Linked DNA regions of Mus musculus: region 1 is linked to region 2. The links are chromatin loops, found by intact Hi-C in ENCODE. Cell type or tissue: left cerebral cortex. All regions are shown on one strand. Region 1 has its middle 83 kb from the start of Mir3471-2. Region 2 has its middle 14 kb from the start of Gm22781.

Region 1 (2,500 bases), 360 kb after region 2:
TGGAATCCCAAGGAAGTAAATTCTAATGTCAGTGAAGGAATAGGCTTGCCAGCAAGAGTGAGGCCAAGCAGGCAAAGATCAAACTCTTCCTTTTCCGGTGTCCTTTGTATAGGCTGCCGGCAGTAGGTGTGGGCAAGAATAGAAGTGGATCTTCCACCTCAAAAGATCAAGATTAAAACTGAGTCTTCCTACTTAAATTACTTAAGAAAAAGTCTCTTAGGCTGGCAAGATGGCTCAGTGGTCAGCAGCACTGACTGTTCTTTCAAAAGTCCTGAGTTCAAATCCCAGCAACCACATGGTGGTTCATAACCATCCATAATGAGGTCTGATGCCTTCTTCTGTTGAGTCTGAAGACAGCTTACAGTGTACTTATATATAATAATAATTAAATCTTTGGCCCGGAGTGAGCAGAGACTGAGCTAGCAGAGTTGACCAGAGCAAGTAGAGGTCCCAAAAATTCAATTCCCAACAACCACATGAAGACTCACAACCATTTTTACAGCTATAGTGTACTCATAAAACAAAATAAATAAATCTTTAAAAAAAAAAAGAAAAGGAAAAGAAAAAAAAAAAAGAAAAGAAAGTCTCTTACAGGTATATCCAGCTATTTGGGTTTTAACTAACTTCTGAAGTGGAAGTTTCTGGGTATGTCATGTGACGCTGACACACGTGGTGTTTTGCTGATGCATACTCATGTGTTTTGCTGAGGTAAGACCTGTGGGAGGACACAATATTTGGAGAAAATATAAATAGGACTCAATGGACAGTGACATTAAGTGTGCGTACTATCTTTGCAATGCTTCATTGGTCTTGCATTTTCACTGATCTTTGATTCATTAATAGAGGCACAACAGAGAATTTCTGACATTTCAGTAGATTCTGGTCAATTCTGCTGACTCATGCAGACTTGGTGAAGGCCTGGCAGTTTCTGCTGGATCACGCCACTGCTGCTGATTCCTGTTTGGTATTCTGACATTACTGAACTGGATGCCTGTATCCTGACAAATGGAAATTGGGATCACCTCAAAGAACTACATTTAAACAGGTCCATATCCCCTTGTCCTATTTACCATCTTTTCTCCCCTACCTTTGTACAGTGGGCTAGGAGGGAGTTGAAGTATTTGAGAACTCTTAGTAGGTTTTAAAATAAGTGAAGCCTAACCTCCCCTCCATACCCCCCAAAAAAAGGAAAAAGAAAAACAAAGCCGGGCAGTGGTGGCACACACCCTTAATCCCAGTACTTGGGAGGCAGAAGCAGGTAAATCTCTGAGTTTGAGGCCAGCCTGGTCTACAGAGTGAGTTCCAGGACAGCCAGGGCTACACAGAGAAACCCTGTTGTGAAAATCCAAAATAAATAAATAAATAAATAAATAAATAAATAAATATCAAAGCCTACAAATTTCAGATGTATTCAAGTTAACAACAAAGAACAGCAAGTGCCCATATAGATTCATGCTATGCATTCAGGATTTGTGTACTTCTGTTTCAGTTCTGGGAATGGAATCCAGGGCTTAGCACATGTTAGGCAAATGTTTTACCACTGAGTTGAGTGTGAGTGTTGGGTGGTGTGGGAGGTGTTGAACCTAACATCTCTTGTATGCTAGGGAAGTTCTCTACTCCTGAACTACAGCCCTAGATATTTTGGGTTTTATTTTGAGATAAGGCCATATGAATTTCTCTGGCTGAATTCTCTCACCCCTAGCTGGGGTTATAGATATATATCTAATAACAGTAGAAACTATGTAGAGGTTTTATGAGAAATCCCTGCACTCAACAGTTTTCTGAAAACCTAATACTGTTCTACAAATTCAAATTAAACACAACAGCAAAACCCAAAATTCAATCTGTCCTATGAGTTGGTTCCTACATAGAGAAGCATACATACTTTATTCAAAATCCTACTCAACACACCACTTATTCACTGGGACCATTTTAATTTTAATCGTGGGGCTTATTCAGAAAGTTAAACCTTCACTACGTACAAAAATAAATGTATTTTCCTCACTTCTGAAAATGCAATAAACCCACCTCTGAAGGAGGCTTTAAATACTAGTCAGTTCTTCTTAATTCCTCACGAAACATCACCATCTACTTCCCTTTAGACATAAACTTGGTCCTAGTTCAAATCGAAATAGTGTCTGTACGTGTGACGATACCACTGTAAATCCCATTAGCTTTTGAAACGTGTGTTCATAATTATAATAAAAACAGAAAAGGACAAGGAGTTGAAATCCCATATCCCTTCTAAAGAGCACTCACAATTATTAAGGATTCCTGAGGAATTAGATTTAAACAACTCTATTATAAGTTCACTCCAGGATCTCTGTTTACAGACATGCCTATTTTTCAATCTCCAAGAAATGCAATCCAAAAACAATGTTTATTAAGGATATTTTATCTGAAACACACACTCGCCAAAACACCTAACAGGTACTTTTCATTTTAAAGGTAAAAATAACTTAGGCTCTACAAAACAGCAGATCTCAATTCCAAGCTCAAG
Region 2 (2,500 bases):
GAGAGAGAGAGAGAGAGAGAGAGAGAGAGAGAGAGAGACTGACTGGGGGTGAACAACCTCGTGTATCAGTCCTTGTCTTGCACTTTGCTTGACACAGTTTTTAAAAGGTTCTCCACTGTGCACAACAAGCTAGCTTCAGAGATTCTCCTTTCTTTTCCTACATTTTGCTGCAGGAGTGCTGGGATCGAAGCTCAGGAGATCATGCAGAGTCTTAAAGCAAGAATATACCTCTTACCCAGAAATGATGAGAGCAATATCTTTTTAGTCATAAGAGAGTGAGAAGTGGCATTAAAATTAATAGTAAGAGCTTCCCTAGCTCTGCACTGGTCCTACTGGGGATTGGCAGAGCTAGGGCTAGCCATGGACATCACAGGCTGTTATGTGACTTAGTGGCTGTAGACAACACTCCTTATTTCATCTGCTTCTTTCTTTTTAAGCCATGCTTTGAAGAATCATTTAGATTCAGGGAATTATTTGATTTTTTTTTTCACTTTCAAATACTAATCTTCAGTGAATACTGTTTTTCTCTTTTTAGCTATTCTTAATAAAGACATTTATTTTATGATATTAAAGCAAACACAAACACAGGCAGGAACACATGTAGCTGTTGGATTAAAAAGAAATGATAGCTCTAGGTTTTCTTGAACTGACACTTGGAATTGAGATCTGCTGTTTTGTAGAGCCTAAGTTATTTTTACCTTTAAAATAAAAAGTACCTGTTAGGTGTTTTGGCGAGTGTGTGTTTCAGATAAAATATCCTTAATAAACATTGTTTTTGGATTGCATTTCTCGGAGATTGAAAAATAGGCATGTCTGTAGACAGAGATTCTGGAGTGAACTTATAATTATAATCAAGTTGTTTAAATCTAATTCCTCAGGAATCCTTAATAATTGTGAGTGCTCTTTAGAAGGGATATGGGATTTCAACTCCTTGTCCTTTTGTGTTTTTATTATAATTATGAACACACATTTCAAAAGCTGATGGGATTTACAGTGCTATCTTCACACGTACAGATACCTGGTATGAGCCATTTCGGTTTTGAACTAGGACGTAGCCAGAGCCTTTTGTGGGTTATTCATACAACAGGACGCTAGATGGTGCTGTTTCGTGAGGAATTAAGAAGAACTGACTAGTATTTAAAGCCTCCTTCAGAGGTGGGTTTATTGCATTTTCAGAAGTGAGGAAAATACATTTATTTTTGTACTTAGTGAAGGTTTAACTTTCTGAATAATCCCCACAGTTAAAATGAAAATGGTCCCAGTGAATAAGTGGTGTGTTGAGTAGGATTTTGAATAAAGTATGTATGCTTTTCTATGTAGGAACCAACTCATAGGACAAATTGACTTTTGGGTTTTGCTGTTATGTTTAATTTGATTTTGTAGAACAGTTTTAGGTTTTCAGAAAACTGATGAGTGCAGGGATTTCTCACAAAACCTCTACATAGTTTCTACTGTTATTAGATATATATCTATAACCCCAGCTACTCAGAAAGCTGACAGGAGAGTGGTGAGAGAATTCAGCCAGAGAAATTCATATGGCCTTATCTCAGAATAAAATCCAAAATAGTTCAGAAGTAGAGAACTTCCCTAGCATACAAGAGATGTTAGGTTCAACACCTCCCACACCACCCAACACTCACACTCAACTCAGTGGTAAAACATTTGCCTTCCGTGTGCTAAGCCCTGGATTCCATTCCCAGAACTGAAACAGGAGTACACAAATCCTGAATGCATAGCATGAATCTCTATGGGCACTTGCTGTTCTTTGTTGTTAACTTGAATACATCTGAAATTTGTAGGCTTTGATTTTTTTTTTTTTTTTTTTTTTTTTTTTTTTTTTTTTTGGCTTTTCAAGACAGGGTTTCTCTGTGTAGCCCTGGCTGCCCTGGAACTCACTCTGTAGACCAGGCTGGCCTCAAACTCAGAGATTCACCTGCCTCTGCCTCCCAAGTGCTGGCATTAATAGTGTGTGCCACCACTGCCTGGATTCTTTTTTCTTTTTTCATTTTTTTTTAGGGGGGGTTAGGCTTTGATTTTTAAAAACCTACTAAGGGTTCTCAAATGTTTCCACTCCCTTCTAGCCCACTGTTCAAAGGTAGGGGAGAAAAGATGGTAAATAGGACAAGGGGATATGGACCTGTTTAAAAGTAGTTCTTTGAGGTGATTTCAATTTCCATTTGTCAGGTTACGGGCATCCAGTTCAGTAGTGTCAGAATACCAAAAGGAATCAGCAGCAGTGGCGTGATCCGGCAGAAACTGCCAGGCTTCCACCAAGTCTGCATGAGTCAGCAGAATTGACCAGAATCAGCTGGAATGTCAGAAATTCTCTGTTGTGTCTCTATTAATGAATCAAAGATCAGTGAAAATGCAAGACCAATGAAGCGTTGCAAAGAGAGTATGCAAGCTTAATGTCACTCTCCATTGAACCCTATTTATATTTTCTCCAAATATTATGTGTCCCCCACAGGTCTTACCTCAGCAAAACACATGAGTATGCATC

What was found. Hi-C counts contacts between places; a loop is a spot of excess contacts. Peaks named below come from ENCODE experiments on the same cell type or tissue, not always from the same donor. Only the 100,000 strongest peaks of a DNase experiment are listed, where the experiment ranks them.
Region 1: a loop joins it to region 2, with 10 times the contacts of the local background. A loop is called at or near these places in 10 of 42 quality-filtered maps.

The regions. Positions count from the first base shown.
Region 1 is chr4:3,452,636-3,455,135 of GRCm38, reverse strand. No RefSeq gene overlaps it. Among named protein-coding and RNA genes, the nearest start is that of Mir3471-2, 83 kb to the left of the region's middle. In left cerebral cortex, no CTCF peak of the experiment used is centred here; a DNase peak (open chromatin) is centred at 1,559.
Region 2 is chr4:3,809,015-3,811,514 of GRCm38, reverse strand. No RefSeq gene overlaps it. Among named protein-coding and RNA genes, the nearest start is that of Gm22781, 14 kb to the right of the region's middle. In left cerebral cortex, a CTCF peak has its summit at 1,086; a DNase peak (open chromatin) is centred at 1,092.